Linked DNA regions of Homo sapiens: region 2 is linked to region 1. A link is a loop called in an ENCODE intact Hi-C map of the cell type or tissue named here. Cell type or tissue: dorsolateral prefrontal cortex. All regions are shown on one strand. Each heading gives the region's core, and the rest is flanking DNA. Links, peaks and the distances in the headings are about the cores only.

Region 1 (12,414 bases), core at 1,419-6,418:
TGGGCTATTTTACACCAATATCTAGTTTTCAGTTTCCCTTTAACTGGCTGCATTGAGACTATATTTTTCCTCACCCCAATCCCAAAAATAATCAGCTGGAGTGCAGGAGGGGCTGTTCCTTTTAAAAGGAGTTGAGACAATGACCACCAAAGGCCACTAACATCACAAAAAAGAGAGGCAATCAGACTTTGCCTTTAGTAGAAGTATTTTTTTTTTTTTTTTTGAGACGGAGTCTCGCTCTGTCGCCCGGGCCGGACTGCGGACTGCAGTGGCGCAATCTCGGCTCACTGCAAGCTCCGCTTCCCGGGTTCACGCCATTCTCCTGCCTCAGCCTCCCGAGTAGCTGGGACTACAGGCGCCCGCCACCGCGCCCGGCTAATTTTTTGTATTTTTAGTAGAGACGGGGTTTCACCTTGTTAGCCAGTATGGTCTCGATCTCCTGACCTCATGATCCACCCGCCTCGGCCTCCCAAAGTGCTGGGATTACAGGCGTGAGCCACCGCGCCCGGCCTAGTAGAAGTATTTAATACCACCTATGAAATATTCTTGCAAAAGCAAAACACAAAAATGCTCAAATCTGAATCTGATCAAGGCTCTAGAACTAACTACCAATTTACAGGAAATCCAGGGGAAGAGGAGCATGGTAAATATGACCACAGGAGAGAGTCTGAAAAATCCAAACCATAGAAAACTCAGGACAAGCAACATGATTCTCCAGTTAAAAAACAAAAGCAAAACTGCAAACAACAACAACGAAAAAAATAGAAGGGGAACTTGATCAAACATAACTTTAACAGATAGATCAGGCCAGACATGGTTGCTCACACCTGTAAGCCTAGTGCTTTGGGAAGCCAAGGTAGGAGGATTGTTTGAGAACAGGAGTTCAAGACCAGCCTGGGCAACATGGTGAGACACTGTCTCTACATTTTTTTTTTCCTTCTTTTTTTTTTTTTTGAGAAGGAGTCTCGCTCTTATTGCCCAGGCTGGAGTACAATGGCTCTATCTCAGCTCACCACAACCTCTGTCTCCCGGGTTCAAGTGATTCTCCTGCCTCAACCTCCCGAGTAGCTGGGATTACAGGCGTTTGTAACCACGCCCAGCTAATTTTGTATTTTTAGTAGAGACAAGGTTTCACCATGTTGGCCAGGCTGATCTCGAACTCCTGACCTCACGTGATCCACCTGCCTCGGCCTCCCAAAGTGCTGGGATTACAGGCATAAGCCACCATGCCCAGCCAATGTTTGTGTTTTTTGTAGAGACAGGGTTTCACCATGTTAACCAGGCTGTTTCTGAACTCCTGGCCTCAAGCAATCCACCCACCTTAGCCTTTCAAAATGCTGGGATTACAGGCGTGAGCCACTGTGCCCAGGCTCAATCCAGCCTTTTTTTGGCAGGATATTTAATGATATTAAAGAATTATTATTAAATTTTTGTAGGTACAATAATGATATTGTGGTGGGTTTTTTTTTTAAGAGTTTTATCTTTCAGAAATGCAAAAGTAAACTGTTGTTGTTGTTGTTGAGAAAGGGTCTCTCTCTGCCATCCAGGCTGGAATGCAGTGGCTCAATCATGGCTCACTGTAGTCTCGACTTTCTTGGGTTCGGATGATCCTCTCAGGTCAGTCACCTGAGTAGCTGAGACCACAGTGGCTGATGCCTCCACTCCCGGCTAATTTTTTTGTCTTTTTTATAGAGGAGAGGTTTTGCCATGTTGCTCAGACTGGTCTTGAACTCTTGGGCTCAAGCAATCTACCCATTTTAGCCTTCTAAAATGCTGGGATTACAGGTGTGAGCCACTGCACCCAGCTGTAAACATTTATAGATAAAAGTATTTGCTTCAGAATAACCTACGCTGGGCCTAGGAACGGAAGAGAGCATGCAGGTAGCAAGATTAGTTATGTATTGATAATTGGTAAAACTGGCTCGTGGGTAAATCAGGCTCATTATTCTTTTCTCTCTATTTTTGTGTATGTTTGAAAATGTCCAGAATGAGTTTTTCGAAAGGGGATGGTGTGCAGCCCTAGGCTCATCTGAACTGCATGTTCTCCACAAAGATTGCACAGTTTGGGGTATGGGTATTGTGTCCGCCACCTGGTAAGGATAGGGGTCTTTCCTAATCTTTCTTAGACCTCCATCTACAAAACTCCAGGGTTTTGGTTGTAACTATAGCCCATTATCTCCACTCTTTGTTCCTCAGCTTTTCCTGTATTCGCTACACGACATTAGAAAATGTGGAGACTCAGCTTAATTTAAATGGACATATTTAATGATTAAGCCCTGGAGTCCTAGTATCTATTCTCCTCCCCCTACCCAAAGGGTTTTCTTTTCTAACTTTTAGTCAATATCCTACTCCTGACAAAACTGTATCCTTGCAATGGTGCTGGAGCATGTGGATTATAAGCACACAACATTCCCAGTCTTTCCAAACAGACCTCTGTGGGGAGCTGCTGGCTGCTCCCAACAGGCGTGACCTGTTAAAACGGGGCAGACTGGCGACAGAGTGAGACTCTGTCTCAAAAAAAAAAAAAACGGGGCCGACTGTCCCAAGTGCACCTGAGTGCATTGTGCTCTATGCATTGGCGGCAGCATAACACGGGGCCAAGAGCTCAGGCCTGGACTGAGACCTGGTTTAGATTTCAGCTCTATTGTAATCTCAGCCTGTCTGTGGTCTCGAGAAAGCTACTAAACCTCTCTGGATCTCTTTTTTGTTATCTGTAATATGGGAATCATCATAATATTTACCTCACAGCTTTATTGTAAGGATAAAGCCTGAAAATGCTGAGCAGAGGGCCAGTTACCTAGTCAGTGCCCAGTAAACTAGTCCACTTATCAACCATGGTGGCATGCATAATGAATAGATCCATCCATCCGGGCATGCATGATGGTCAGATCTACCAGAATGTCCAAGCACTCTCTGAATGAAAAAGCCTGGACATGGCCTGCTGTGGCCTCAGGGTATGGGCTCTCAGCTCACATCAGGCTGGCACTGGCCTCTGTATGAGAGTCCTAACCTCTGCCCTCACACCCTCCCACATGCCCATGTCAAGCTCCACAAGGTACCTGTGTCCTCTGGGGAGCCATAGGAGGGGCTGCCCTGGGATAAGGTAGCCCAGCTTGAGTCCTCATCACTGGCTGCACTGTTCCGCATGCCAAACAGGAGGCTGGCACTCTTGCTGTGTTCCCGGGGGCCATCTGTAAGGGCTTGGGGCCTGGGAGGGGCCTCCACACTCTCCAGGGGCTCAGGCAGCCCTGGGGGAGAAGATAAGTCCTCCTCCTCCTCTTCATCATCATCATCCTCCTCCTCCTCCTCGGCCTCCCCGGCCGCCTTCTCCTCTCCCTCATCTGGCCCCTGCTCTTGAGTGCTGATGATCAGGCCAGGTCCTCGTAGGCCTCGGTTGGCTGCGTTGTGAGCTGAGAGCTCCAGCTCAGAGTACAGGTGTATCAGGCCTTTGGGGCCCAAGGGTGCCATCTCAGGCTCCTGGCTGGCCTCCTCCGCCAAGGTCAAGGTCACATTGCGATTCTGGTCACGGTGGGCCGTGGCGGCCCGCCGGAGCTGGTTCTGGCCCTCTTTTAGCCACTTGGCATTGGCAGGGCCTGGCTCAGGCCCACCACCCTCCCCCATGGCGCTGCGCAGGTCCTTGGGTCCCACAGCTGTGGCCTGCAGCTTGGCGTTGAGCAGCTGGTTGTGGGCAGCGTGCAGAGGCAGGGGTAGGCTCAGTGCGGGGCCTCCGTGGCTGTTGGCATTAATGGCCGACTGGCTCAGTGATGATGGAACAGACATGGCCTTGGCAGCTCCTGTGGGGTGCGGAGGGGAGATGCTGTTGAGCCTCTGGTCCAGAACAGCAGCATCACTGCTTCTGCCCCAGGGCTATGCCCTGTGCCTCCTCATCTCCCTGCACTAAGCAGGCTAGCACCCATGGCTCTCTATCCTATGAGAATGACTGGGTTCAACTTCTGTCCCAGCACTATCATCCCCATCACAGTCCAGGCCCAGGTCTGAGGCCCACCCCATCCCTATATCCCCTGCCCTGAGCTTTCTGGGATGGCACAGCTGGCGCCTGCCCTCGGTCCCACCAGCAAGGCCTCCACACAATGGCTCTCTGTGCCTCCCCACCCCCCAGCTCATCCACCCGGGGCTTACTGTGCCAGGAACACCACTAGAGTGGGACCGGCTCGTGTGTTTTGGACACTGATCACTGACTGCCCCTCTCCGGCCGCACTTCCATCCCAAGCCCCATCACTGTAAGCTCCTCCGGCTGTGTTCCTATTCCCATAAATCACTCAGCTCAACCAGCCCCCAAGCCCACCCCATACTAGGGACTGTGAGGACAGGAGCAAATAAGCTGCAGAACCAGCCCTACAGGGCATGGCACTGGAAGGCAGGTCACAGAGGGAGGGCGCTCGGCTGCAATTCATGGCTTCTCTGGCCAGATGAAGCTACATCTTGGTGACAATTTCCATGAAGTAGCTCCCCTTGGGCACTGGTCCCTCTGCCAGCCCTCATAATGCCCTGTCCTGGATCACTATGGGAGCCTTTCCCCTGGGCCCCTCAGCCTTTCAGATCTTTGTTTTTTGGGGGTTGTTTGTCTGTTTGTTTGTTTTTGAGACAGAATCTTGCTCTTGTTGCCCAGGCTGGAGTGCAATGGCACAATCTTGGCTCACTGCAACCTCTGCCTCTCGGGTTCAAGTGATTCTCCTGCCTCAGCCTCCTGAGTAGCTGTGATTACAGGTGCCCACCACCACGCCCAGGTAATTTTTGTATTTTTAGTAGAGACGGGGCTTCACCATGTTGGTCAGGCTGATCTCAAACTCCTGACCTCGTGATCCGCCCACTTCGGCCTCCCAAAGTGCTGGGATTACAGGCATGAGCCACTGCGTCCGGCCCAGCCTTTCAGATCTTTGACCAAATGTCACAGCCTCAGTGAAGCCTTCCCTGAACACCCATTTTAAAACCACAGGCTACCTCCGCCCCTCCTCAGCAATCCCTAAACTCTTCCCCAGCGCCTGTCACCATCTGACAAGCCAATTTATTATTTACTTTGTCTAATGATTGTCTCCTCATGACTATAATTTATAATTTCCATGTTGGTGAGGATTTTGCCTTTTTGGTTAAATACAGTATGCCTAGTGCCTAGCGTAGTCCTGGCACAGAGCAGGAACTCCATTAATATTTGCTGAATGAATGTATGAATCAGTCCCCATTTCCTCCAGGCTTCGCTTTGGCATCTCCTCTGCCAGTGTCAGAAAACACTTTGGTTACGTTACTATGCCTTATGGTGCCCCAAACAAACTCCACCTGCCTCTCAGGTAAGAGGACGTCCTGTTCCGCAAGGACAGCTCCCCCTCCAGACCCCTCCCTCTGCCTCCTCACAGCCCTTCGTGGGTCAGTTTCTCCGCAACCATTTGAGTCCCAACTATCCTTCCAGCCCGCCACCCAGGGACCCACCCTCGGCCCCATTCCATCCTCCCCACTCTCCCTGACCTTCCAGTTGCTCTGCTGCTCTCCTTCCCGGACCCCCAAGAGAAAGTGCTCTCTCCCTGGACCCTCACCAGCCCCCGATTTCAGTTATTTCTCCCTGACCAACCACTGCCCACTTCTCTCTCATCCTGAGCCCTCCATGCAAGCCCTCCTTCAGACAGCCCCTACCACATTACTCTCTCCTCCCTCGATGGCCTCACTGATTCTCTTGCCCTACCCGACCCTTCCCCCAACAGACAATTCTCCCTCACTGACCATCCCAACAAACACTGCACTGTGCTCTTTCTCATTCCCACTGTACAGACCTTTCTCCTTGATGTCTTATCTGAGAGTTCCCTATCTCCCTGTTCCTCTACTAAGGAGTTCTTTCTTTCCCTGACTCACCACTACCCCCCTTCCCTCTGTGTTCTCAGCGCTGAGCACAGGTCTTGCAGCTACCTGAGCAGGGCTTGCCCATCTCTCCAGGTGCGGTGCGCCCAGGCTGGAGTGCAATGGCACGATCTCAGCTCACTGCAACCTCCTGCAGCCTCCTGAGTAGCTGGGATTATAGGTGCCCACCACCACGCCCAGCTAATTTTTGTAATTCTTTTTTTTTTTTTCTTTTAAGTAGAGATAGGGTTTCACCATGTTGGCCAGGCTGGTCTCAAACTCCTGACCTCAGGTGATCCACCCGCCTCAGCCTCCCAAAGTGCTGGGATTACAGGCGTGAGCCACCGCGCCCGGCCCCATAGCTCACCTTTCTACGTCTCTAGTTCCTCAGACACTAGTGCTATGCTACCCACACATCTGTAAGATGAAAAAGGTTTCTGCGCACGTGTCTGCCTCACGTGGGGCTGTTGATCTGCTCAGTGTGACTCCTCCTGGCCAATGAGAAAACTCACAGCCACTGGAATAAATGAAGAAAAAAATAGCTCTACCTCCTCCCAGAACCACAGTAATCTTCCAAAAATGGAAACCAGATTGTGTCACTCCCTGGTTCAGAAAATGAGAGGGCTCACCACTGCCTTTCGGATAACGCCTGCACTCGTTCGCAGACACCCAAGAGCCCTCTTAAGCCGGCCTCTATAACCTGTCAGTCCCCTCCCCACCTCCCGCCTCCTTTATACCTTATACTCTAGCCACATGAAGCGTGGCGGATTCTGAAACATGTCGCACACTCTTAAAGCCCTGGGTCTTTGTTTATACTGCTCCCTCGGCCTGGAATTCTGTCTCCCCTTGTGAGAACCTCTGCTTGTATTTCAAAACTAACCTCAGCAGTTACAGCTCCTAAGCAGTCTTTCCTGTTCTCTCCCCACCATCAAGTGACTGTTCTCTCCTTCGTGTCTCACAACACCCAGAACCACATTCTATCAGAATATCTGAGACGGTGTCTTATTCAATTTCACATTCCCATTACCAAAGAGAGTGTGCCGTGTGCCGACACAGACTGGGCTGTTGCAGAAGGAAAGGACGGATGAACGGGACAGACACAGGGGGTGGGAGGATCCAGGAAGCTCAGAACTGGCTGGGAATAAATACCAAGAAAGGCTGTGTGGCCCAATGGGCTGGGGAGGAGCAAAGGGAGTGTTTGGGAGGGTGTCAGAGAATGCCAAAGGGTCCCTGAGTGGGAAGTAAGATGGGACAGGAATCCTGGAGAGGTGAGGGCTGAGATCTAGGAAAAGGGAGCGAGGGAGGTAGCTTAAACCAACATCTTGGCACAGACACTGTTCAAGAGTGGCATCTCCATGGGTGTCAGGAAGCAGAAGACTCCACGACTCTGCCATGCTCAGAGGACCTTAAGGATGGCAAACCCTTCTCTGAAGCAGTAGTGTACAGAGCCAGGTTTCTCAAAGGTCAGGCAGAGACCAACCTCCTAGGCACTAGGAGATATGATCTGAGAAGAGTGCATGCACTGTGAGGCTGAAACAGTGAAGAGCCAAGTTGACCTCAGGGCAGCCCCGCCAATCTGGTCACCAGGGCAGGAAGTATTAGAGGAAGAATGGTGAAACTGTTTAAGTGCTGAAGCCTGAGCATCTAGCCTGAGGTGGTGTGGTCACCAACACCCCACTGCTCGAGGTCAAAAAGATGATCTCAGTCCAATTTTTTAAAGAAGGAACACAACCTAATCTCTCCCCTCTCATTGGAGTTACCAAAGGATGCAAAGAGCCAACTGGGTTCTGGCTCAAGGCAGGGAGTTGGGCAGGGGCCTCGGGGCAGGAAGTGAAAGAAGTAGTCACTAAGCCTGAAGATCCTGGCATCAGACCACAGGGGTTGGGGTTGAGTCTTGCTCAAAGTCAGGAGTTGTCTAATCTGACAGCTTCCCATATGCCAGGCACTGTGCTAGACACAGGGGAGAGTGATGAAGACAAAAGAAATGGTTCTTCCTCTGGAGGAGTTCTCAGTTCAGCGGGAAACAGTCATTGAACAACTTGTTACAATGCAGTGTAACACCAACATCTAGAACAGTGCCTGGCACCCATAGCATTCCCTATTTGTTGACTGAATATCATGAAGGAGGAAGAGGAGGGCATTACAGGAACCTGGGGCTTACTACAGCCAAGACATCAGCAAAGGCCTGCCTGAGACTAGGACATAACTCTCCATTGGCCACCCGTCTCAGAGGCTGATCTCCCCTCCTGATTCACAGAGGAAAGGGAAGCCATCCAACTGGGTAACATCCTCAAACATAAAAACCTAACCAAACTTCAGCACCTATCCCTTTCTCTCCTTCCCAAAACCAACTGCTTCACCTATGATTTGGATTCTTCCTATGATGCCTTTCCAGGAATTTTATACCACTGTTTATCTATTTTCTCCTCTATATGATCAACCTCTCCTTCTCAATAGGATCCACGGTCTCCCAACTTGACCTGACGCTCCTCCAGATCCACTCACTGCTCTCTTTCCTCCCCCATACAGGCAAACTTCCTGAGAGAGTTGTCTCCACTCACTGTTGCCACTTCCTCACCTCCCACTCACTCCTCAACCCTTTCCAAACCTGCTTCCACTCCCAACACGACTCAGTAACAGCTCCTACCAAGGTCAACATGACCCCTGTGTCATTCAATCCAACAGACACAGTGCTCGTCTTGGTTGTCCTCCCAGCAGCATCTGACCCCGTGAATCTCTCATCCAGCCTCTATCCGGGGCCTCCACACTCTCATCTCCACACTCCTCATCTCATCTCATCTTTTACACTTCTTGTTACTGTTTGCTGGGTTCCTAGACTCCTCTGCTGGCTCATCTTCCTCTATTAGCCATTACCTGCTGGAGTTTCTTATGGCTTATTCTCATGCCCCTTCCTCTTTCTCATCCTATAATCAGTATAAGTATTCATTAATGCCCACAGCTTCAGTTATACACTGATGATTTCCCAATTCAAATCTCCATTTCAGACCCCTCACCTGAGCTCCAGACAAGTACATTCAACTTTCTACTCAACATCTCCACTTGGATGTCTCAAGCTAATAGACCCACTCATGTTTCCCACTCCCACACACTAACTGGTCCTCTTTCAGGATCCCGGCTCATGGAATGATAGAATCCATCCTATTCTGTGAATCTGAAGTAGGGGTACATCTTGACATGTCCTTCTCCTGCACTTGCTATGTTCAATCCATCTCTAGGTACTGATGATTTCCTCTCTGAGAAAAATTTCTGGACTTCATCTACTCTCCACATCCACTACCATCAAGGACAAAGACCTTAAGACAAAATTCCCTTTTTTTTTTTTTTGCGATGGAGTCCTGCTGTGTCACCCAGGCTACAGTGCAGTGGCAAGATCTCGGCTTACTGCAACCTCTGCCTCCCGGGTTCAAGCGATTCTTCTGCCTCAGCCTCCTGAGTAGCTGGGATTACAGGCACACACCACCATGCCCGGCTAATTTTTGTGTACTTTTAGTAGAGATGGGGTTTCGCCATGTTGGCCAGGCCGGTCCTGAACTCCTGACCTCAGGTGATCCGCCCGCCTTGGCCTCCTAAAGTGCTGGGATTACAGGCGTGAGCCATCACGCCTGGCCCTTAAGACCAAATTCTTAACATGGCCTAAATTTCCTGCTCAGTCTGGCGCCTGCCTTCCTCCTCCCTGCCCCTGGCTTTGGTCACACTGCTCTGCAGCCTCAGTAGCCTTCTTCTGATTCCTCGAAGACATGTGTTTTCCTTCTACAAGGTGTTTGCATGTGATTTCCATGCTTCCTGGGACCTCTTCTCCTACTCTCTAAGCTGAATTAACTTCTACTCATCCACTATATTTTAGTTCAAACGTCATGTTCTCAGAGAAGCTGTCCTCCAACCCTCTCTCCCTATCCCCGAGACCAGTTTAGCTACTGCTCTTGTGCGTTCTCAAGGCACCATACAGCTTTTCTTCATGGTACATATTACATTTGTAATGTTATTCTTATTTGATTTTTCTCCTAGATTGTCAGCTCCAAGGACTCAGTCTCTTTTGCTCACAATTATATCTTCAGGACATAACACAGTGCCTGGCATATATTAGGTGCTGAAATCATATTTATTGCATGAATAAGTGATTGGAAGCATTTTTCAAAGGATTACTCTGGGTACTGTGTTGAGAACAGTTAAAGGGAGGTAGGCAAGAGGGTATGCTATTAAAGTAGTCAAGGAAAAAAAATGGTGGTGGCCCAGATTAACTTTGGTGGCAGTGAGGAAAGAGCGAAATGAATGGATTTGAGAAATATTTAGGCAGTGGATGTGACAGAACTTGGTGAAATGAGATGCAGAGAGTGAGAGAGGGGTTAATCTCAAGTCTTGCTCATGACTCCAGATTGGCAAAGAGCCATTTTTGAGATTCGAAGGAAGAACAGATTTGGAAGTGGGGTACAGAGAAAACCACAGAAGATAATTTAGCTTGGAATCTATAGGTTTGGAACTCCTGTTTGTCTTTCAAGGAGATGTCAAGAGAGCAGCTGGACATATGAGTCTGGATTTCAGGAAAGAAGTCTGGGCTGGATATATAAATTTGGGAATCATTAGCATATATATGAAATTTGAAGCTTTGGGAGTAGATAAAATATCTGGGGAGAAAGAACAGATACTGAGAGAAGACAGCTCGGGACAGAGCCAAGAGCCTCACCAGCATCTAAAGAGAGGAGGAGAGGAAGCAAATGAGATTGAGAAGAGCAGACAATGCTGTAGGGCAGAAAGCAGGAAAATGCTTCAAGGAGAGTGAGTTGACATACCCCACCGAATACTACTCAAAGGTAAAGGAGATAACAGTGTCCACTGGAGTTCTCCACAAGGAGGTCTCCGGTGACCTTGGCCTAGACAGTTTCAGTGGGTGTCAGGGACACAGAGTGGAGTGCTTTTAAGAATGAATGGGAAGTAAGGAAATGAAGACAGCAAGCGTTGACTCTGAAGGGCGGAGAGAGCTGGGACTATAGCTAGAGGGGCTCAGAATGCAAGAGATACACAGGCCGATACAAAACAGGTTAGGAATTGGCAGTGGGAAAACTGCTTCTAATCAGTGTTCTTGGCAGTGCTAGGCCTCCTGGCTGAGCTGGGGACACAGCCGCCCCAGGGCACACCCCTCGGTCGCTGAGGGCAACAGAATGCGGCTTGACAGATCCAGGGCCTGGGACCCCTGCTGGAATCGGCGCGGCCTGCCAGCCCACCCCACCCCACGTCCCCTTCCCGGACCTGGGCCTCCCCTCCCCCAACACCCACTGCCCCTCGCTTCGCGTCCTCCATACCCGCCCCTAGTCACCCCGAGGGGCAGGAGGTAAAGGGCAGCGGAAGGGACGGTGTGAGGGCCCGAGTGGACCCTGCGATGGTGGGTATGAGAGGACGGTCTGCGGGCGCGCGGTGGAAGGGCGACCCGGGGATGGGGGATGGGGCCGGCCGGGGGACCCGGGCTGCCGCAGGGTAGGGGCTACAGGGTCCGCCGGCCGCTGGTGATCGGGACGCAGCCACCGGGGCTGGGCCGGGGCAGGGACACCTCCTACCTGCGCGGTGAGGCCCCGGGCCCAGATGACGGAGGTGGCTCAGGCTGCGGGGTTCGGGCTCCGCCGCGGCTTCTCCATCACAACATCCCCCGCCCAGGAGCGCGCGGGCCGCGGGGCCGCGCCCCGAGCGGCGGAGGCGCGCGCAAGGGGAGGGGGAGGGGCGCCATCTTGGGGCGGGCGCGGGAGCGAGCTCGGCGGGCGCGGCACTTGCCGCAGCTTCTTGGGGGCCTCACCCTGCGGGCGGCCCTCGGACCTCGGTGAGCCCCGCGGTCCAGCCCTCCCAGCAGACACCCCTGCAGCCGACTCCCTGGGACCCCCGCCTAGCGCGGCGCCGTCCTCCACTACTATTCCACAGACTCACCCTGCGCGCCCCGCAGCGCCCTGGTCCCGCACCCACGCCGGGAGACGCGCGGACGGGGCTGGAGCCCGAATGGCGGCGGCTGTGCGGCGCCGCGGCCGCGCGGGGAAGGATTCCCGGGAGGCACTCTGCGCCGCTCCTGCTGCACCGCTCCCTGACGTCCTGGTGGGGAGGCTCTGAGGACACAGCGTTGCTCATAATAATAGCTCGTATTTATTGACCACTTACACCGTGCCGGGCTCTCTATTAAACCGTTAACGCGCATTAATCTTCACATCAGCTCTGTAAAATCACCAGAATTATTATCCTCATTTTTCAGAGGCTGAGGCTAAGATTAAGAGAGGTAAAGCGACTTGCCCGCAGTCACAGTTAGTGATGAATTTAGACTGGAACTCCGATGTTTCTTGACACTGAAATACCTCTGCTGCTGAGCATAAAGCTGACATCAAGGCCTGGAAAATGTCAAGAATACATTGCTCCCCGGTAGAAATTCACAAGGAAGGGGATATTGTGAATGAAAAGTGTAAAGATGTAAGGAAGATGGTGGGGTGCAATACTTACTACAGACCCTCCCTGGATAGTGGGATACATCCCAATGGTCAGATCAGTGACCCAGAGGCCATCAAGGATAATGAGAGG
Region 2 (12,414 bases), core at 4,296-9,295, 57 kb after region 1:
TTTACTCCTCACTTGGCCACACTGGTTTCTTTTCTGGTATCTGAACATGTCCTGTCTACTTCTTCCTCAAGGCCTTTGCACAGATTTTTCTATTGCCTGGAACAATCTGTCTCCTTCTTATCCTCAGAACTCAGGTCAAATGTCACCTCCTCAGGGAAGCCTTCCTTGATGACTATATAGAATAGTTCTTGCCCCAAACACCCCTACTTCTCTCTGTTTATATCCTGTAAAACATTAATACAAGCTGCAGCTCTCGTTTTCTTGATTGCTTACTGTCAGTCACTGCCCACTAGAACATCCTCTGAGAGCAGGGACCAAGGGATACATGAATGAATACTAGTTGACAGTGAAGGCTCTGCAGTGAAAACTGGATTCAGATCTCAGCTATTTACTTACTGTGTAGCCTTGGAAATATTTCTTTTTTTTTATTTGTTTATTTAATTTAAGATAGAGCCTCTCTCTGTCACCCAGGCTAGAGTGCAGTGATGTGATCATGGCTCACTGCAGCCTCCACCTCCCAGGCTCAAATGATCCTCCCACCTCAGCCTCCCGATTAGCTAGAACTACAGGTGCATGCCACCACACCCAGCTAATTTTTAAATTCTTTTTTAGAGACTGCATCTCACTATGTTGTTTCCCAAGCTACTCTGGAACTCCTAGGCTCAAGTGATCCTCCCACCTTGGCCTCCCAAAGTGCTGGGATTACAGGCATGAGCAACTGCACCTGGCCAGAGATATTTCTTAATTATTTACTGACTTTGAACCTTAGTTTCCTCCTCTCTAATATGGGGATACCTGGGTGTGGTAGCCTGCACCTGTAATCCCAGCTACTCAGGAGGCTGAGGCAGGAGGATCACTTGAGCCCAGGAGTTCAAGTCCAGTTTGGGCAATATAGCAAGACACTCATCTCTAAAAAAAAAATAAAATTTAAAAAATTGAAACAAGCTGGGCACGGTGACTCACGCCTGGAATCCCAGAACTTTGGGAGGCTGAGGCGGGCAGATCACAAGGTCAGGAGTTCGAGACCAGCCTGGCCAACATGGTGAAACCCCATCTCTACTAAAAATGCAAAAATTAACCGGATGTGGTGGCGTGCGCCTGTAGTCCCAGCTACTTGGGAGGCTGAGGCAGGAGAATCACTTGAACCCAGGAGGCAGAGATTGCAGTGAGCCAAGATGGCGCCACTGCACTCCAGCCTGGGTGACAGAGAGAGACTCTGTCTCAAAAAAACAAAAACAAAAACAAAAAACAAACCAAAAAAAATTAAAATGAAAAGTTACATTAAAAAATTAAAATAAAAAAATAAAATGAAGTTAATAAAGTATCTGTTGCAGGGATTAAGGAAATCAGTATGTATAAATCACTTAGCCAGTCCCTGGCAAACAGTAAGCAATCAATACATGGTAGCTACTGTTATTACAATTTCTCAGCCAGATTTTCTCCAGGAGTGCTCAGTGATCTGGGCACAGGAGAAAGTGCAGAGACATCCAATTTCAGCTCTGATCCAACATTGAGCTTCTATTGCATGGGTTTTGCAAAGGATAAAGATGTGAAGGAACTGCAGGGGAGCCAGTCGGTCAGCCACAGGGTCCAGGATGGGCAGGAAAGACAGGGAGGCCAGGACGCAGCTGGTGACTGGGAAAAGAGGGAGCAGTCAAAGGGGCTAGATATCTATATTGTATCGAAAGTGGTGTAATGGGAGTGGGGTAACGGGAGCCAGGAGTGGAACGTTGGCGTTTATGACTACAGATAAGATTCTGGATTATAAGATTCAGGGCATGGTTGGGAGGGAGTGTTACTGAGGTGGAATGGGGGACAACCCTGAAGAAACAGTTAAGAACCAACAGGCACAAGAGGGTGGTTGTCCCCAGGCTGACAGAAGAACTTGAATGGACAGGAAAACTGAGGCCATTTCCAGTTGATAAAGGAGAGTGGGCAGTGGAGCTGGAATCTCAAAGAGCAGGGCTGGCAGGGAAGCAGTATCTCTGGTGCAGAGCCAGGTTTCCGTTGGGGCAGAAGGCAGAGGAAAAGTGCGGATAGAGGCAGTGGTGGTGAGAAGACCTAGGGACCAGGCCACCCAAGACAGAACAATGAGAGATAAGGGCCCAAGAGAATATTGTCAAAATACAGATGTGATCACATATAAAACCCTGCAAAGGCTTCATGTGGCTCTCAGGGTAAAGGTGAAATTCCCTAACAGGTCTACAAAGCCCTAGGTGGTCTGGCCTCCACCTACCTCTCCAGCTTCATCCCATAATACTCTCAGTCACACTCACTCTGCTCTAGCCCTACCAGGCTTCCTCCAGGCCTCTTACCTGACATATTTTCTCATGTCACATGAGCTTTTCCAATGGTCTTTCTTCTGTGCAGAATGCTCTTCCAACCCCCTTTACCTAGTTAACTCCTATTCATCCTCTGAATTGCTCCTCAGGGAAACCTTCCCTGATTCTCCAAACTATAACAGATTCCATATGCCAATCTCTCATAGCTCAGCACTTTATTTGCAGCACTTACTAAAAGTTATATTTATCTATAATCTGGCTATATGATTATTTGATGACTATCTTTCTCTTTCACTATACTGTTAGCTCTTTAAGAGTAAGCATTGTAAGTGATGGATACCTTAAATACCCTACTTGATTGTTACCCATTCTATGCTTGTGTAACAATGTATCACATGTTCCCCATAAATATGTAAACTATTGTGTATCAGTTTTTAAAAAGAGTAAGCACGGTAGCTCACGCCTGTAATCCCAGCACTTTGGGAGGCCGAGGTAGGCGGATTGCCTGAGTTCAGGAGTTCAAGAACAGCCTGAGCAACACGGTGAAACCCCATCTGTAATAAAATACAAAAAGTTAGCTGGGCGTGGCGGCGTGCGCCTGTAGTCCCAGCTACTCCGGAGGCTGAGGCAGGAGAATTGGTTGAACCTGGGAGGCAGAGGTTGCAGTGAGCCGAGATCGTGCCACTACACTCCACCTTGGGCAACAGAGCGAGACTCCATCTCAAAAAAAAAAAAAAAAAAAAAAAAAGAGTAAGGATCTTATCTGTTTTTGCTCATCACTGCATACCCAATGCCTAGAACAGGGTCTGGCACATAGTAGTTGCTCAATAAATGAATATTTGTTAAATGAATAAGTGATCCATAGAAGCCTAGAGGCTGGGACAGGTTGCCTTTCACTCAGTACCTGAGGACAACAAGGACAAGCAGGGAAGGACAGACCTAACTTCAAATATCCTCCAACTAGTCATAAATTGCTGATGCCAAAGCTGGTTGAGTCTGAGCACTGTTTGATTTCTTAGGTGGTGTCAAAAGCTGCCTTGAGGTTTGGGAAAGGACAGAGAAGGCCCTATTCTTGACAGGAACCATGGCCCAGTGTTATGGTTCTTATGGTTCTCTCACAGGTTCTTGCCCTCAAAACCTCATTTCCTGCAGGTTGGGGTTCACCTGCTCTCCTCCCAGGTAAGCATGTTGCCTCACCTACTACAGGTTTACACATGCTCCCTCACCCTCCCCACAGGGGAGGAGGATCCTCATCCTCCCCACAGGGTCCTCATCCCTCCCCAGTACACACATCCCCTCACCTCTCACAGAAGGTGTGCAGGCAAGGAAGAACCTTGGGGCACTGGTACCGATCCAGGCAGATGCTGCATACCAGGAACTGCTTGTCCATTGGCTGGACCTCTGGGCCAGGGCTGTCCTCCCTCTTTGCCATGGCGCCCACAGATGGCTCCCGCCACTCACACCAGCCTCTGTATGGAGAGATGGTCAGCACCAGGGAGTCCAGAACTTCTTCTCCCCACCCAATCCCCGCCACTCAAATCCCCTGCAGAGAACTTGCCCCCACCTCTTCCCTGCTAGGGGCAAGACAGGGCAGTGACTGGAAGGATCAGGGTGATGTGACCTCTGAGCCTGGTGTTCTGTTTAAGAGCACAGACGTAGGATTAGATTGGGTTTCAAACCTGGCTCAGTCTCTCACCAGCTATGTGAGCTTGGACAATCCATGTAACTTCTCTGAGCCTCAGTCTCTTAATTTGTAATTACAGGAATAATAATTTGAGAGTGTGACATAGTGCCTGTTGAGTGCATGGTACAGAGATGTCCATTTTCACTGACATACCTACCCTTCATCTCCTCTACCTCCCCCAAATCCTCCTCCAAGAGACCTGAATGGAGTGTCTCTCCTCTAACTACCTGCAGCTCTTCCATTTATACCCTGACCCACCTCTTAGCACAACTGCCTGAAACTGCACTCTTTTTCACACCCAGTTAGTATCAAGGTCGGGATTGCTTCCTGAATATCTTAAACCCTTCTCTCCAATCCCACAGTTACTACCCCTAATTCAGGCAACCATCTGTTCTCTCCTGGAATACAGCAATAGCCTCTTAACTGGTGTTCTTGTCTCCTCACTGACACCTTTTCATTTATCTTCCTTGAAGCCAGAATGAATTTTCTAAAACACAGATTTGATCTTGTCAGTACTCTGTTTAAATTCCTTCAAATGTTATCCATTGTCCAAAGTCCTTATATTGACCAGTGAGGCTTAACTTTGCCCCATACCTTTTCTACAACCTCATGTCTCATAAGTCTATGATCAATCATTCCTGCTGGGTTTTTTTTTTTTTTTTCCAGTTCCTGGAAAATTCCTTGTTCTCTTTTGCTTCTGGGAGATCAGGCATTCGTTCTCTCTGTCCTGGGATCCTTTTCCTGGCCCCTTTTCCTGGCTGATGTGACACCTACTCATCTTTCAGGTCCCCATATAAATGTCACCTCCTTTAGAAGACCTTCCATGACTACCCAGAGTCTGGCTTGGGTGCTCTACCTCTGTGTCCCTCAGCACCCTGTATTTACTCCATCCTAACTCTTATAAGCTATGCTGTAATGTTCTTGTTACTTCTCTGCTTTCTCCACTCCATGCAGTGTTATTGAGGATAGGCATTTTATTTATTTATTTATATTTTATTTTATGTTTTCATTCTTAGCACTTAGCACAGAGCCTGACATAAAGATTGATCTATATTTACTGAATTGATTTCAGGAATTCAATAAATATTTACTGCCTACTTTGTACAGGTGTTAGGAATGGAATGATAAAACAGACAGGGTCACTGTCCCTGTGGTGGGGAGGTGGTGGCAGATATTTTAAAAGTAAATAATAGTGGCAGGGAAGTGATATAAAGAAAAAAGGGATGCTGTGAGAAAGAACACTTTTGATTGAGTCATCAGGGAAGGCTCTCCAAGGAGGTAACTTTTAAGCAGAATTCTGGGTGGATGGGAGAAAAATGGTATGGGTGAGGGTGAGAAACAACAGGGAGTCAGGAAGGGAAATCATTCTAGGCTGAAGAAACAGCATGATAAAGGTTCTTAGGCAGAAGGCTCATGGAGAACCTGAAAGGACTGTGTGGTTGGAGCCAAGTCAATAAAAGGAAGAGGTGAGTTTGGGAAGATAGGTAGAGATGAGATCATGAAGGACCTTATAACCGCCATTAAGAATGTGATTTTGGCTGGGTGCAGTGGCTCATACCTGTAATACTAGCACTTTCAGAGGCCAAAGCAGGAAGATCGTTTGAGCCCAGGAATTGGAGATCAGCCTGGGCAACATAATGAGACCAATATCTACAAAAAAATTAAAAATCATCTAGGCATGGTGGCACACACCTGTAGTCCAGGCTACTTGGGAGGCTGAGGTGGGAGGATTGCTTGAGCCCAGGAGGTCGAGGCTGCAGTGAGCCATAATCGTGCCACTGCACTCTAGCCTGGCATGAGACAAAGTTGAGATTCTGTCTCAAAAAAAAAAAGTGATTTTATCCTAAGTTGGAGGGGGGGATGATGTGGTTTATAAATAAGTGAAAATAAATTAGAAAGCTACTCTGGCAAGCTGTGAGAATTGAAGACAAAGAGAAGCCAGAGTGGAATCAGAGAAAACAGTTAGGAAGCTACCAAAGTTCTTTGGGTAAGATAATGTAGGGTATCATCTGAGCTACAAGCAAAAAGCTGGACTGATTTGAGAAATATTCATTGGCCGAGCAAGGTGGCTCACATCTGTAATCCCAGCACTTCGAGAGGCTGAGGAAGGAGGTTCACTTGAGCTCAGGAGTTCGAGATCAGTCTGGGCAACATAATGAGACCCCATCTCTATAAAAATAAAATAAATAATAAAAGAGAAATCCAAAGGACATCAAGATGAACTGGGTGTGAGAGGGATGTCAATTATGACTTAGCTTTCTCATTTTAGCAAGTGATGGGCCATGAATAGAGACAGTGAAAGCTGAGGTGGAGCTGATTTGGGGCATTCTGTTCTATGTATGCTAAGTACAATGTGTCTCTCTGATGTCCAGGTAGAGCTGTCAAGTAAGAAACAGAATACAGGAGCTCAAGAGAAAAGTCTGGACTGGTTATTGATTTGGGATCACTAGCATATAAATGGCACTTTCAGCAATGAGAAGACATGAGCCCACCTAGGGACAGAGGGCAGACAGTGATAAGAAAAGGGCCTGGCACAAGAGAGGGGAGCCAGCAAAGGTGACTCTGAGAAAGAGAACCCAGAGAAATGGTAGGAAAACCAAAAGAATGTGAAACCAAAGAAATCAACAGAACAGTGCAAGAAAAAGAAGGGGTGAAGTAAGAAACGGACTGAAGAGTGCCCACTAGATTTGGCTGTGGTGGGGTGGCAGGGGCAGAAGCCACGTCAGAGTGACTGAAGAGTAAATGGGAGATGAAGTTAACACAGCAGATGTAGACAATACATGGCAGGGATTTGGTCATGAAGGGTGGCAGAACAACAGCTGGATTACTCCAAAATAGGCAATGAATAGGACCAGGTCACCATTGTCTGTGCTGTTGGATGCATTATGAGCCTTTTTCTAAAGACTGTGAATGAATGAATGAATGAATGAATGAATGAATGCAGGAGCGAGTCTAGATTTGGGGAGGGATAGAAGGGCTGAGTTGCTGTGCCTTATGTTTGTGTAAGGGTGGGCCTGGGTAGAGTGTGAAGGGCATGCCTGAAAGTATCCTCTGCTGATGTAGACACTGGCATCCTGATGTTCTCTCTACAGTTGTAATGGGTTCTGGAGTCTGAAGACTTAATACCAGGAAAACATAGCAGGAGGGAGGACAGATTGAAGGTTGGCGGAAGGACCAGGAGGCGGGAGGCAAGCTGAAGCCTCTGTCTGGTGAAGGGAAAGGCTGGGAGGAAGAGTGGGAGTGGTCTGCTGGGTCCTGCTGGGGTAGCTGGATGCCAGGCTCCACCTCTCTCCAAGCCTAGGGGCTCTCCCAGACTGTCACACAGGGGCGGGGATTGGGCTATGTCCAAGGACCAATAGCTCCTCCCCCACTCCTCCCCTTCCTGCTTCAGTTCCCCTCCCAGACTTACTGGGCATGCAGCCGCTGAGGCCATACCCCTGCCTGAATCTGAGATTCTCTTCCTCCCGTGGGGTCCTAGCTCTTCCATCCCACTGTGCTCTAGAGATTTGCCCCCAAGATCCTATAGGTGGTGGTTCAAGTGAACTGTTTATCACAGCAGACACTTATAAGGCCTTGGTCTCAGAGCCAGACTTTACTCTCCTTTCTCATACTGCCTTCTGCTATCCCTGTATTGGTTATTCCCACCATACTTTATGGCTTAGTTCTCAAGGCACCTCACTCCCTCATTCAGCATTCACTTGACACTGCTGCTAGGCCTGGGGACACAAAGACAAATAGTCACAGCTCAGCCTTCATGGATTCCACAATCTAATAAATAGATTACTGCAATGTAAAGTGGTGAAGACCATGATGAGGAAGCACCAATTGCTCCAGGAGTACAAAGGTTACCTAACCTAGATCTGGAGCAGGGGTGGGTCCAGAGGTTGGAGGCCAACCTTTCTCCTAAAGAAAGTAACTTTAGTAACTCCTAAAGAAAGTAACGTTCAAGCTGAGGATGAGTTACAGAGAGTATGGTGCCTTTTGCATCAGGAGGCTGAATCAGACACTGTGATGGGAGGGCTAAGAAACAAGATGGAGAGGTAGGCAAAAGATATATCATGCAATGCCTTGTTGGTCTTATTAAGGAGTTTAGACTTTACGCTTACCTGCTAGGGGATGAAGGATTTATCCAAAAAGCAAAGGAAAACTTTGGTAGTGGTGAGGGCTATTAAGTATAGAGTGACAAAAGTACATTTTTGGCTGCTATGTGGAAAATAGTTTAAAGGGCAAGGACGGAAAATTAAGAAACTGCCTTGATTAGGAGAATAGCAAAGACAGGCCAAGATAAATCAATTTTGCAGGGGGATATCAACTGAACTTGGTGGCTGGGTATTTACATGTGAAGAGTTAGGGGAGAAGAAGGAATTAACAGATGATTCTTTGGAAACTCTCAAAGAAGAGCAGTTTGGATGAGAGGGTGATAAGTTTGGTGTTTATCTTTTAAGGTTTTTTCAGTTTTGTTTTTGTTTTTTAAGAGACAGGGTCTTACTCTGTTGTCCAGGCTGGAATGTGGTGTTATGATCATAGCTCACTGTAGCCTCAAACTCCTGGGCTCAACTAATCCTCCTGCCTTGGCCTGCCAAAGCGTGGGGGTTGCAGGCATGAGCCACAGCACCCAGCTAGAGTTCACTGTTTAATGTGATGAATCTGAGGTGCCTATGGGATGTAATTCAAGTGGAGAGGTCCAGTTGGCAGTTGGAAAGATACGCTGAAGCCTAAGAGAGAGGTCTGGCCTGGAGACATGAATGTGGATGTTGGTGCAGAGATGGTTCCTGAAGCCATGGGCGTGGATGACATTACCCTGAGAGGGTAAAGAGAGAAAGGAGGGTCTATCACCAAGTCCCAAGGAACCTCAATATTTAAGAGATAGGCCCAGGAAGCAGAGTCTGCAAAGAAGATTGAGAAGGCACAACCAGAGAAGCAAGAGAATCAGGAAACAGATGTCATGAATGCCAAGGGAGAAGAGAACTTCATGAACAAGGGAGTGAAATGCTGCAGAGGTCCCATTATTTAAGCCCCAAAGAGGCTTTCATTAACCTCAGAGCATGTGGTTTTCAGGGGATGGAGGACAGGAAGCCAGATGCAGGGAGTCAAGCAAGAAGCTGATTGTGAACAAATGAAGACAGCCAGTGCTGACTCCACTAGATCCTGGACATCTGCAAAGGATGTGTTTCAAGGCTTTTCAGTTTCTCCAAATTCTCAAATAGCATTAATTTTCCCCAGGACTTCCTCCTACAATCTCACAGGATTCCCAGTACACATGAGTTACACAGTTGTGAATGGAGGTAACCAAGGCATTGTTGAAAATGGATGCGAGAGGTCAGCTAGGCTCATTTGCTTGCTAAAATAACTCACGTCTACTCACTAGCTTCCAGGTTTATCTGATCATTTGAGACCTCAAAAAAATGACAAATGACTGCAGGTTACAGTCTTTGGGCTTTCTCTGAAACAAATGAAGCCTTGGATGAGGCAAAGTCCTTAAAGCCAATGAATCCTTTAAATAAGATTAGCAGGGAAGGAAAGCAATGAAATTCATGGCCATCTCCCCCAACATTGCCAGACTGAGTAAAGTGAATGAACCATTCAATCAAACTTCTCTGGGCACACTGTGGGCCAGGTCCTTCAGCTGTGAAATAGAGACACAAAGCTGAATCAGACACACTCCCTGTCTTTCACAAGTTTTTAGACTAATGTGAGAAACAGAAATGGAAACACGTAACTACAATGTGATAAGTACCATGATATTGACATGTTCAAATTGCTACAGCAGCAAACTGGAGGAAGTACCTAACTCTGAGGATGGTACAGAATAAAGAAGGCTTCCAGAGGAAGGGGTATTTGAGCTGGGTCTTGAGAGACAAATAGGACATTGATACGTACATTGGGAAAACAGTGAGTAAAGAAACAGAAACATGAGAAACTAAGAAATATGGAACAGATGGACAAGATTGCAAATCTCCAAAAGGCAGAGGTTATACATGATGCTTTTACATCCTAAAAGCATAAAAATAAATATGCTAAAAATAAATAAATCTAAATAAATAAATAAATAAAAGGCACCACCACTCACCCACCCACACAAGCGAGAACCCTGGTAGTCTTCTCAATTACACCTTTTCTTTCACCTTTCAGATACAAGCTATGACTACATCCTCAATTCTGCCTCTGAAATTTGGCTAGGTTTAAAAAGTTAGGAGATCTAGGATCTAGTCCTAATGCTGTAACTAACTCCACTAACACAAGGTGAAACTCTAGGTAAGTTCCAACCCCATTCCCTTATTTGTAAATTGGGAGAAGAGGGATGTTTTCTCAAAATCTGAGATTCCCAAGGTTCCCTCTCAAGCCAAGGGCTTCCACAGATTGTACCATGAGCCCATGATTAAATCCCATCTTGTACTACCTCGATGATTTGACTTCTAGTTTCCACTGTTAGGCTAAATGTGTTAGAGGATGGTCTTAGTTGCCTCCCCTCCACACTCCCCCTGCCCCCTCGCCCCCGTAAATAAATGTTTGCTGAGTTTTAAGTCACCTGTGACACTCTATGAACGCTCTCTATTCTAACCATATGGTTTTTCTGCTTTTCTGAACCTGGGCTATACTATCCCAACGATGGACTCTTTGCTCAAGTTCTCTCGGCAAGAATGCCATTGTCTCCTAAGTGGCTGTGGCAGTACCTGGCACACAGGAAGTACTCAGTATATGTTGGTTACAGGAGAGCTCTGTTTAAATCTCTGCAGTTCCCTTTCATCAGAGAGAGATGCAAAAGTAATGGCAGTAACAAGACAAGTGAATAAAGTCCCAAGAAGAGAGACCTCTGCTTAATATAAGGAAGCTTTTCCACAGCAGAAAGTAGCAAGTGCTCTGTCACTGGAGGCATACAAGCCCAAGGAGGCAGGGCTACTGTCAGGCCTGCAGCTCTGATTCCAATTCTGCAGCAAATCATCCCCTGCTTAGGGGATGAATGGGCACCAGTGAGCTAGACAGACTGGCCAAGGGAGACCTGTGATGTTTTCTGCACCTGCTGTGACCTCCCAGATGTGATCTTCCTGCTAGGGCCAGTCCTGAGTTTCTGTTGTCCACATCAGAGAACCCCCACACCAAGAACAAGCCCAGGGCCTGCCCTCAGTCGAACTGACCTCCCTGGGGTGCAGCCTGCCCCTCCAACCTGCAACCATCTGTCCCTGCAGGTTTGCAGCCCAGGATCTGAAGCCAATTGCAGAAGGGAGGAGGTCAGAACCAGGGAGGGGCCTGGGGTCCTCCAGGCAGGGCTCAGGCTACAGGAGAACCAGAGGGGTCCTTTCCTACAAAAAAACAGCCTCCACATGAGGCTTTCTGTCCACAGAGCAGTGCATGGGGAGGAAAGGGTGTCCTCCATCCTGACTGGTGGGCCTGTGGGTACCAGAGGATGGAAGGGGCGGGGGGTGGGGTAGGGTGGGGGTGGGGGAGCAAGGGGTGGAGGTGTCTGCACCAGGGAGAAAAGAGCCCTTCAGACAAGATGGGCCACAATATTCCAGAGTCCCACTCAGCACGCACCACCACCACCACCCTCGGCCGCAGCGTTCAGCACCCTCCGCCAACACACACAAGCTCCCAAACCCCGCGCTCCCCTAAGGAACCATCACCCATCCACCCGCGCCTCCCCGCCTCAAAACAGGGACCTCACGTGAGCAGCCACAGCCCGAAGAATCCCCCTGCTGCTCTCACGGACATGGACACGCCTCACGTGGGCAGAGAGAGGCACAGCTTTTGAAAATCATCTGTGCCCCCACCCACAGACGCTCCGACCCAGACCCGGGCTGACAGGAATACAAACGCACCCTTGGGGCCCGCCCGTCGCACTCACCGCGTTGGAACAGGATGCGAGGGCAAAGCTCGGACTGCGGCCACTCTGAAGGGCCCGCGGCGCTGCTACTGCTGCCAGCGCCCGTCCGCCCGGCCCTGCCCGCGCCTCCGCCTGTCCCCGCGCCGGCGCCGCCGCCGGACTAGCCGCACAGGCCGGAGGGAGGGGCCGGGGCGGGGCTGCGGACCGGCCGGGGGAGGGGGTGACTCCAGTAGGGAAGACCCACCCACGCCCCGCCCGCCGCCGCGGAGGCCCCGCCCACCCCGCCTGCCCACCCCTACCGCACCCGCACGCCCCCCCGCCAACGCCTCCACCTCCTGCGGACGCTGCCTCCTTGGTGCTGCTAGGGAGCCGGCGGGCCGGCGAGCCGGATCCCGGATCTCGGATCCCGGATCTCCGCCAGCTGCCTCCGGCTCCGGGAAGGGCGGTGTAGTCGGTCTCAGGGATTGAGATGAGACTCCGTCAAGAAAAGGCAGCTGGGGCAGCAGGGATTTCGGACTCTGGGAGCCTGTCTGGGCCGCCTGCCTCCTGGAGGCGCCCTTTCCGGCTTCCTTGGAGTGCTCCTATGGAATATGCTAGTCTATCGGCTGACCAGGAAGACGTAGAAA

The links. A loop is a pair of places that touch in the nucleus more often than their neighbours do. Peaks named below come from ENCODE experiments on the same cell type or tissue, not always from the same donor. Only the 100,000 strongest peaks of a DNase experiment are listed, where the experiment ranks them.
Region 2: it touches region 1 in a loop (4-fold over the local background); 6 of 110 quality-filtered maps call a loop at or near these places.

Annotation. Positions count from the first base shown.
Region 1 is chr11:6,407,568-6,419,981 of GRCh38, forward strand. APBB1 (amyloid beta precursor protein binding family B member 1) reads right to left here and starts at 11,527. Exons shown (of 15, transcript NM_001164.5): 1 at 11,418-11,527; 2 at 3,060-3,794. The coding sequence starts at 3,780. RefSeq lists silencers at 11,295-11,484, 11,495-11,894. In dorsolateral prefrontal cortex, for the core only: CTCF peaks have their summits at 4,220 and 4,420; DNase peaks (open chromatin) are centred at 3,644, 4,124 and 6,304; H3K4me3 peaks cover 4,172 bases; H3K27ac peaks cover 5,000 bases.
Region 2 is chr11:6,461,982-6,474,395 of GRCh38, forward strand. TRIM3 (tripartite motif containing 3) reads right to left here and starts at 11,960. Exons shown (of 12, transcript NM_033278.4): 1 at 11,810-11,960; 2 at 3,584-3,751. The coding sequence starts at 3,714. RefSeq lists enhancers at 7,138-7,432, 10,621-11,560, 11,561-12,414 and a silencer at 11,857-12,086. In dorsolateral prefrontal cortex, for the core only: no CTCF peak of the experiment used is centred there; a DNase peak (open chromatin) is centred at 7,300; H3K4me3 peaks cover 744 bases; H3K27ac peaks cover 1,683 bases.